2 separate regions of the Homo sapiens genome follow, and region 1 is linked to region 2. Evidence: chromatin contacts called from ENCODE Hi-C or POLR2A ChIA-PET data. All regions are on one chromosome and are shown on one strand. Each heading gives the region's core, a stretch centred on a gene start or an enhancer-like site at or near the end of the contact. The rest is flanking DNA. Distances are from core to core; before and after follow the strand shown. Region 1 overlaps ARHGAP18 (Rho GTPase activating protein 18). Region 2 holds the start of TMEM244 (transmembrane protein 244).

Region 1 (4,706 bases), core at 180-2,679, 220 kb before region 2:
CTCCTGATTCTTAAATTAACATGTAAATGAGAAAGTCATCCCTCTCTTAAAAATAAAAAATATATATTTTTAAATTTCTGGTTCAGCAGCTCAACTTATCTGTATTGTTCATATTCCTTACTTCTGCCTTACCAGGATAGCTAATGTTAATTTACAGATGACTGCCAGCTTCATTTTTCGTATTGCATGTCAAATAGACAGATGCCTTATCCTTTTGTTTTCTCTCTCATAGTGTGAAATTGACCACCTTACTTCTGTCTCCTTTAACTCTTACCCCCCTGTGAGACCACAATAAGTACTGTAAACTGTGTGAAGTATAATGACTAACGCCAAATAATTGGGTTTATCTGCTCAAGGGAAAAAGGTGCAGTTGAACTAGAAGTACATTAAGCCTTTCACTCCTGAAGGAATGTGTTTATTCTGGCAAGAATTTTCCAGTAAATTTCCATTAAGATAGCATGTGCAGAAAAATGCAAGGTCATTGAGTAACACCATTGTTACATAAATACACCATCTATATCAAGCCTTGCTTTCAAAACATGCATAAAGCAAAAATTGAATAGCTTAGTGCTGATGAATTGACTCAATATTTTGACTTTAATAAGATTCAGAAGCTGAATAGGTTTGTGATAACCTAAAAATACTGAGTCATGGAAAAGAGGAATTTTCTTTTTCTTTTGTCTGTATTTTTTTTTGATCACTGGTAAATACTGCAAGAACACATTTTCATTTTTAAATAAGAGGGGATGAGGAGTGGGAAGGAGACAGCCATTCAGTAATAGACTACCCTCCTTGGTCAACCTGCCACGTATTTTTTAATTTGTCTAAAAATGTAAGTGAACATTCCTTCAGTTTACATCAATGAACATGTTGTGTTACTTCTTTTCTTTGTAGAATATATTCTACTTTTGTACTTCAGACAGGCAGTGACTAAAAGTCTGGACCTTCCTAAAACTGTTCTGCTAAGAGGCCAGTTAACTAGTTTCCTCTTTTCTGTTTTTAGGAGTATGTTATATGATATCATGTTCATTCTGCAAATGGGGTTCAAAAACATAAAGCAACATCTGCTAGATGTAATGAAGTACAGAGCAGAAATATTTTATATTTCCAAAAGATCCAAGTTGACACATGGTGTTGAAATCAAAGAAACACACAGTTTATACCACAGGCAACTACCAGTGACCCCTCCCTGACTTTCTAGCAAGCAATTATTCCAAGTTCCTTCCTCCTCCCTCTCCCTCCAGAATTCTGTGTGCTAATCGTGCCATGGATATGCTTCAGAAGCTCCCGCATTTCTCACCTTTTACAAGTATAATGACAGAACTAGACGCTGTCCTCTAAAGGAAGTTGCCAGAGTTGCTCTATAAAGAATCGCTTCCTAGCTTGCTGTACAAGTCACGCTCTTTCCAATACACCAGAGTATAATCATTTTGCCTTTTTTTACCATGAACACTCACATCACAAGCAAATATTCACTTTACAGATCCTGATGGGCCTTCCTGGAATCTTCTTTTCCATCTTGCTAGCATGTCCTCCATGCTCTGTTTACAAAAATGAGGGCTTTGTTTTGTTGTATTTTCCCAAGGTATATGCTATCCCATTTTCCCGTGATACATTTTCCACCTGGTCAGTGAATTTCAAAGGCACTGATATCATTCAGGGTATGAGTAATAATGCCTGTTATTTATTTTGTCATAGCAAATATTAAACTGGTCTGACATTTTTTCTTTACAAAGAGGTGGGGGTTGCCATTGATTATACTGAGGTCAGCTAGAAGATTGATGATTTATTCTGCTATCAATGCAGTCAGCTCAGTCAGCAAAATGAAATGGAAACATATGGAACTGGGAGTCTAAGTACCAAATGATTCCAGCTCTACTTAACTGCAATCTTTGGTAAATCACTCACTTTCTCTACTCCTCACTTTTCCTATCTAAAAAATGGGAAGAATAACAATGGCCTTGCTTGCTTTGTTTGTTGTGAAAATTCTTACTGAAGTGCCTCATAGGTAACCATGAAAAAGGTCCCCTAGGTAAATTTGTGCTGTACTAACTGCCCCTCCCACTGTTTAATAAGGTCTAGAGGAATCACATATCCTCTAGAATATTCTCAAGCTTTGTGGTCTCAGGACTCCTTTACACACTTAAGATTGTTCTAAGACCCTCAAAGAGCTTTGGCTTATGTAGGCGATATCTACTGATATTTATAATATTAAACGCAGAAACAAAATATTTTAAATGCTATTCACTTAAGAATAAACATCTTCACATAGATAACATTAAAAAGGCCATTTTTCAAATAAAAATAGTGAGATGAGTAGCACTGTTTTATATTTTTGAAACTGCCTTTAATGTCAAGCTTAATAGAAGACATCTGGATTCTTACATCTGCTTCTGCGTTCAATCTTTTACAATATTACAGTTCATGTCGTCTCTGGGAAACTCCACTGTATTCTCATGAGAGAGTGAGAGTGAAAGAGGCAAATAACATCTTAGCGTTATTATGAAAACAGTTTTACTCTCCTAGACACCTGAAAGGGTCTGGAGAGCCTCAGGTGTTCCCAGACCACGCTTTGAAAACCACTGTTTTAAGAATTCTCAAAAACAACACATAATGGGTCTGAAAATGCACGTTTCAATTCTATGGGCAAAACTCCAGAAAGCCCTCTGAGAGAAACAGACTTGCTTTCCTAGTGACTGGACTTATTTCTTTGTTTTTGTTTAGTTCTGTATCTTTTCACAAAAACTGGGACTTATTCCAATATATCCATATTTAATTTATACTATAATGACAAAGAATTAAAATGTCTTTAAAAAAAACCCCTCCCTTGCCAATACTGTTAATCATTTGCTGGTGTCCATTATGTGTAAGGGGCAGAAGTTCTCTCTGGGCATCCCCTTTTGGCCAGTATATTTGAAAATTGCCTTAATGTGCCTTTGTCATCCCTACCCTCTACCTAAAACTCCTTCAGGGCAGATTTATTTGTAAGTAGGATGTTTCTTCTGAGTTCATATATTTAACTATCTGGTCCAATTTCTACCTTGTGTTCCCTACCCTGTTTAAAGTCCTATCGTGATGCTTTCTATCCAGTCTGTCTCCTGCTTCTGACCCTTCGAGGCATTTTTGTGCCCCAAAGTCAGCTTTCTTGAAGACCTCTGATCCTAGCACCTGTTTTGTTTTGTTTTCTTATAAGATCCTTTCTAAAAACGATATACTTTCTTTCATGTTCCCTATCCCACTTTTATTTCCATGCAGGACAAGAAGTGACTGAGTTGGGATATACATACAGTATAAGACAGAAGAATAAAATTTATTTTTGTTTTGGCTTCGTTCTGTTTTAATGTGTAAAAAAAAAAAAGGCAGTGGGGTGGGGGTTCTTCCTCAGATCATGACATATAAACCATAATGACTAAGAATATTTTAGAAGAAGCCATATGTATTGAAGTGTAAACATTAGAATGCTATTGCACCTCAGAGATTTAAACCTATCCCATTATTTTCTAGATGAGATAATGAGGCCTCAAGGTTAAATCTTCCCCAATTTTACCCAGCAAAGGGGTGATAGAATCGAGATTAATGCCCTCATTTCTTCTTCAGTGGTCACTTTAATATGTCAAACAGACTAAAAAGGATAGGATTTACTTTGTTTTCCCCAGATGCATCAATCTTTCTGAGTTTGTATTGCGTATAGCCAAGGCAAAAGTAATCTTGTTGACACAGTCTATAATTTGCACTTTCAAATGACCATTACATTTATCAAGAAAAAAATACATTTAAAAATCAAACCATATTTTTTTAAAAAGGATGAGAATTCTTTTCCAATGCACTTTTTTTTTTAATTTTTCAATTTTTTTGGTTTTTTGAGATGGGGTCTCGCTGTGTCTCCCAGGCTGAAGTGCAGTCCACAATCATAGCTCACTGCAGCCTCAAGCTCCTGGGCTCAAGCGATCCTCCCAACTTAGCCTCCCTGAGTAGGTGGGACTACAGGCACACACCACTTCACCTGGCTAACTTTTTGTAGAGACAGAGTCTCCTTGTATTGCCAAGGCTGGTCTGGAACTCCTGGCCTCAGGCAATCCTCCTGTCTTAGCCTCCCAAAGTGTTGGGATTACAGGTGTAAGCCACTGTGCCTGTCCAGTGCACTTTCTAAAATATGGTTTGTGGCCAGGCACAGTGGCTTACACTTGTAATCCCACCACTTTGGGAGGCTGAGGTGGGAAGAGTGCTTGAGCCCAGAAGTTCAAGACCAGCCTGGGCAACTAATAAGACACACATCTCTATTTAAAAAAAAAAAATTGTGTCATGCTGGGCATAACTTTAAATATTCTGTTTTTTAAGAAACTTTGTTTTGTAAATTTTGAAATTTTAAAATTTAATACTGTGTCTTTACATTATCTCTATGTTAGAAAAAAAAAGCATGTTTCTCATGTGTAGATTTATCTCTTTCATTTCAGCAGCGATATTAAAGAACTACTGTAATCACTATCATGGTGAGATGGTAAAGCTATTAATACTGTGTAATGGCCTTGTCCATCAGAATATGCTGAATTTGAATGACTATGAAGAGCTGCAGCCTACAAATGACCCAAGTCATTTTTACCCCTTCGAAGAGAATGCCTACTGTTGTTTAGCTGAAAGCAGTCATTATTAGAAGTGGCTCTGACATCCAGGAAGAAAGAACACTGATAATGCCTGAAGGCAGTAAG
Region 2 (5,316 bases), core at 89-2,588:
ACCTATCTATTTTGAACATATTCACTATTCTTCTAATGTTCTAAGGCTCTAATTCTACACTTGAAGCTCAGATGATTCTAAGATAGTGAGGAACTGCAGCAACTATCTGGATATTTTCTCTGCAATGCGTGTGTGTGTGTGTGTGTGTGTGTGTGTGTGTGTGTGTGTGTGTCTGTCTGTCTGGTCTGTGTAAGCCCCGACTAAATATAGAGCCCCCATTCTTTGTGTAAGCTACTTAAGAGAAAGGATTTTATCTTCTAATTTTTATCTCTTCAGCAGAAGTTATTATTGCTAGTTCAATCCCAAATCTATACATAAATTACGAAGTTTAATAACCCCTTAAAAATAAGCTTTTTAAAAATATTTTTCCTGAAATAATGTTTTACTGACCTTGAAAATTTTTCTTAGCTGTTGTCATGCTCAACATTTCTCACTGATGACATATGTGGTGATGATGGTAGTGTAAAGAAAAAGCTTGAGGAAATACACACGGTGCTGATATTTTACTAAAATGAATGTAGCACTCACTCATAATTGTAATTTAATTTTTAAGTAAAAATCTGATTTTCCACTATCATTCCCTTAAGTCTGGCTCATTATAGGCCTAAAGCCTGTATGAATTTACACAGCTGCTTTGAGGCTTTGCATATTTCCTTGTTTTCGATTGTTTGATTTTTTTTTAAAGGGGTATTTTTGCACTGAAGTAAAACACAACTATTAACACTAGCCTCGGGGGAAAAAGAAACTAACAAACCTACAGCTTGAAATGTTTCAACACTTTGCATTTAAAATTTTGCGCACCCTTTAGAAGTTACAAAAATAAAAGCCACTCCCTGCAAAAAAAAAAAAGAAAAAAAGATTGAGAACAAACTGTCATGATTTCAGAAAACGATAGCAGACGTGCAGGTGCTAATACCAGAGAGCTTACCTCCGAATAAAATGGTGCCTTCTAAACAGCGACTATTTACATGTTTTAGAATCCTTTCTTGGGCATGGGTGCCTTTATATTGCCCTATTACCACAAGATGCAAGCCGTGCAGCAGAATGTTTTCTGTATGGTACCCAGCCAAAAGTGAAACAAGTTGCCCACTGACAGAGAGGCCATTTATAGAACATATTCATTTACACCAGTGCTAGGCAGCAACTGAAAGGCAATGCAAAGAAGTAATTTCTCTTTACCTTGCTTGGAGCAACTCTGACCTGGAGAGCCATGTACACATCCTACGTCAAGGAGGTGATGAAAGCCCCACTCCTTATAGCGATGACATCTGGAAGAAGACACAATTGTCACCGTGAGCTTTTCAATTACTCCTGGAGACTAAGTGTGAGACGCAGTAGTGCAGGATGATTGGATTACGCAAAACGAGACAGATGCCATCTGTGAGCCACGCGTAAGCTGCTAAGTGCCAAAATGAACATCCTTATTAAACGATGGAGTTCTCATACCATTTGTAGTTTGGTCAGATTTGAAAGATGAGTTGATTGTTTTTAGATAGTGCGGCAAATAGGCAGGGACTTGGAATCCTCTCTGGCTGTATGAGTAATTACTGTCTCATACTTAAATTAGAAACATGGGTTTTCAGTTAGGTCTTGAGATTGTTTCCAAAGGATGCTGCTGCATTCATGTTGAAGCGTGGCCTGTCCTCTCTGTTTCACTCACAAGGGCCACAGAGTTCTGAGAAAGAAATCATCAGTTCCTTTCACATCATGGCAAAGAAATGTAAAACTTATGACTTTTTGTTAGGAAACAAAAGGGTTCCCATACTCTAAAATAATGGCCACAATATTGTGGGTAGAATGTTTTCAAGAACTGCCAGGAGGCAGTATTGGAGCTCTGTCTCTCTGCGTCCTGAGGCTCCAGAACCAATCCTTCATTTACAATTCATTCTCCCATCTTTTTACTGGCACCAACTCTATTATTATTTTTATTTTAATTTTTAATTGCTGTGATTACATAGTAATATAGTAATATACCCCATAGAGTTTATGGGGTACATGATATATTTTGATATAGGCATCTAATATGTAATGATCACATCAAGGTAAGTGGGATTTCCATCACCTCAAGCATTTATTCTTTGTGTTACAAGCAATCCAATTATACCCTTTTAGTTATTTTTAAATGTACAATTAAATTATTATTGACTATAGTCACTCTGTTGTGCTATCAAATACTAGATCTTATACATTCTCTCTCTTTTTTGTATGCATTAACCATCCCCACACTCCCCCTTTTCTCCCACTACCCTTCCCAGCTTCTGGTAACCATTCTTTTACTTTCCATCTCAATGAGTTCAATTGTTTCCATTTTTAGTTCCCACAAATAAGTAGGAACATATGAAGTTTGTCTTTCTGTGCCTGGTTTATTTCACTTAACATAAGGACCTCCAGTTCCATCCATATTGTTGCAAATGACAGGATTTCATTCTTTCCTTTGGCTGAATTCTATTCTGTACCTGTACCACATTTCTTTATCCACTTGTCTGTTGATGGACATTTAGGTTGTTTCTTAATCTTGGATATTGTGAAACATGCTGCAATATACATGGGCATGCAGATACCTCTCCGATAGACTGATTTCCATTCTTTGGGGTATATGCTCAGCAGTGGGATTGCTGGATCATATGGCAGTCCTATTTTTCTCTTTTGAGGAACCTCCAAACTGTTCTCCATAGTGGCTGTACTAATTTACATTCCCACCAGCAGTGTATGAGGGTGTCCTTTTCTTCACATCCTCACCAGCATTTGTTATTGCCTGTTTTGGGATAAAAGCCATTTTAACTGGGGTGAAGTCATATCTCTTTGTAGTTTTGATTTGCCTTTCTCTGATGATCGATGATGTTGAGCACTTCTCACATACCAGTTTGCCATTTGTATGTCTTGTTCTGAGAAATGTCTATTCAGATATTTTGATCATTTTTAAATCATATTATTAGATTTTTTCCTCTACAGTTGTTTGAGCTCCTTATATATTCTGGTTGTTAGCCCCTTGTCAGATGGGTAGTGTTTGAGTATTTTTTTTCCCATTCTGCGGGTTGGTGTCTTCACTTTGTTGATTGATTGCTTTGCTGTGGCACCAACTTTAGATGGGAACTTAGCTGTGCCCTGTAATCCTTTTTCCATTACAGCATCTTGTTAACCGCTATAAAGAGCACATTCTGCAATATCTACCTGCATACCAAAAGCAAAGGTGAAAAGAGTGCCTTCAGCAAGTCCAGGCCTTGATAGTTTTCATCTGAATATGTTATTGAATTTGACATTCATAATGCATATTAATAACACTGTCAATGCTCTTTTATTAATATACCTTAGATAAATCTTTTAATGTGTGGTTGCCCTGTTCTCTGCTTATATTGTGAGTTCTTGCAGAAAAAGACTTTTCTGCCTGCTGGTAACATTGTAACAGCTCCCAGTGTTGTCTTCAGATTTCAGCACACGGTGGACCCTCAGTAAATGCTGATTGTCCAAATCCCATGCCCTGCCCTATTTGTAACAGTGATGACCCAGAATTTCTCCTTAAAGAGGGCAGGCGGAGGCCAGGTGTGGTGGCTCATGCCTGTAATCCTCGCACTTTGGGAGTCAGAGGCAGACGGATCACAAGGTCAGGATTTCGAGACCAGCCTGGCCAACATAGTGAAACCCCGTCTTTACTAAAAATACAAAAAATTAGCTGGGCATGGTGGCGGGCACCTGTAATCCCAGCTACTCAGGAGGCTTAGGCAGGAGAATCGTTTAAACCAGAAGGCAGAGGTTGCAGCGAGCCGAGATCGCGCCATTGCACTCCAGCCCTGGCAACAATGAGGGAATCCGTCTCAAAAAAAAAGGGGGGCAAGTGGAACTTCCTGGGAGTCATAGCACAGCATAAAGCAGAGGATTTGTGCCTGACTCACTCTACTCCCAACACAGGCTGCTTTGTGCACAACTCAGATGCCTTCTGAGTTACTCAGGTAAACAATAACCACCCAAAAACTATCCTCTCAGGAAGTTGGCACCATACATTGGGAACTAATACTCCAGCACTCTATTGGATAAAATACTGAAAAGTACTAATTTTCTATAATTACATTGGAAAAAAATTTGATGACCAATAGTCTAATGAGTAGAGATTATGTGTGTATGGGTATTTACATCTATAATAAGCATCTTTTTTTTTTTTCATCAGAGACACCGCACTGGATTTAAGCATTATTTTTTGAACTGCTACTGTGATCTATTGCGAGAATAAGGCATGAGGCATACACATACACATTTAGCAACTACAATTCTGATTTCCAAGTCTGTCATTAGGCTGATGAAATATTTACATGTGTACATTTTATATGTATATGTGTGTGTATATATATATATTGTGTGTACATGTATTCATTCAGCACATACTTATGATAAAGAATAAAATACATAAAACTCTTCACATTCTTTAGTTCTGAATTGTTCTCCTTGATATTTCATCATGTTTTAAATTATTTTCAGTCCCTTTGTGTAATTTGTATCTAGAGTTCTCCTTTGTTTGTTAAAATTGGACTCAGCTACTTCCTTCATGATAGAGGCACAAAAACTTCAAGGTCCTAAAGAAATATTTCCAAGATTGTAGCACATAATTTAGAATTTCTCCTTGATAAAATCAAAGGAGAAAATGAGCTCAGATCCACAATTACTAATTGCAAATCGTTAGGGCCAGATAGGCTTCTAATTTCAGAAAATTTTGAATTTTATTTAAATAATAGGATCCATATAGTATATTATATCCCATGTCCAAGTAGTCTAGAACTTCCCTCTGTATCCAAACATTGTTTGAGCAGCAAAATGTATAAATATTTGCCATGAGTGGGATGAATAAAAACTAAATAATTTTGTCAATTTGGTTTCATCACCAAATTCATTAACGTCTGGTACTATTCTGTCACCCAAGGATAATAAATAATAAAATAGTTTCCACAGATTTTTAGATTTTTGGATTCACAAAAGGAGTAGTGGACAAACACAGATTTAATTATAAGAATCTACAGATTGGCATTGATAATAGAACTCTTGCTAAATTAAATTAAATTTGGCCTAAAGCAGCCTCTGCACATTAAAAAACTGCAGCCTAACTTAAGAGCATATTCTTATAACAAGTTGCTGAGCCTCGGCCAATCACAGCAGCTGAGCTTTGGCCAATCACAGACTGCCAACCAATTAGAGCGTGTCTATATCAGGCAAATACTAAGCTGTAGCCAATCAAGCTGTTTCTGTATGTCATTTCCTTTTCCTATCTAATACTGCCTCCCCGTGTTGGGTGGAACTCTCTGAACCTCTCCTGGTTCTGAGGGCTGCCCA

What was found. Hi-C counts contacts between places; a loop is a spot of excess contacts on that map. ChIA-PET counts read pairs that join two places held with the same protein, here RNA polymerase II (POLR2A). Pooled maps may share reads with other maps.
Region 1: a pooled map shows a loop between it and region 2 (2.7-fold over the local background). The contact joins the enhancer-like site here to the promoter of TMEM244 in region 2. A Hi-C loop is called at or near these places in 1 of 50 pooled maps. POLR2A ChIA-PET finds 5 or more read pairs at or near these places in 2 of 52 experiments (IMR-90 and T-cell).

What each region holds. Positions count from the first base shown.
Region 1 is chr6:129,644,328-129,649,033 of GRCh38, forward strand. The region is part of intron 1 of ARHGAP18 (Rho GTPase activating protein 18); the gene reads right to left. Among named protein-coding and RNA genes, the nearest start is that of ARHGAP18, 63 kb to the right of the region's middle. RefSeq lists an enhancer at 2,835-2,914. Within about 2 kb of position 1,430, at least 7 of the 41 ENCODE cell types and tissues checked have a DNase peak (open chromatin) inside an H3K27ac peak, as active enhancers do.
Region 2 is chr6:129,859,977-129,865,292 of GRCh38, forward strand. It overlaps TMEM244 (transmembrane protein 244), which reads right to left and starts at 1,339. Exons shown (of 5, transcript NM_001010876.2): 1 at 1,180-1,339. The coding sequence starts at 1,212. All of the region lies in intron 2 of LOC105377999 (a long non-coding RNA gene), which reads left to right. RefSeq lists a silencer at 3,648-3,942.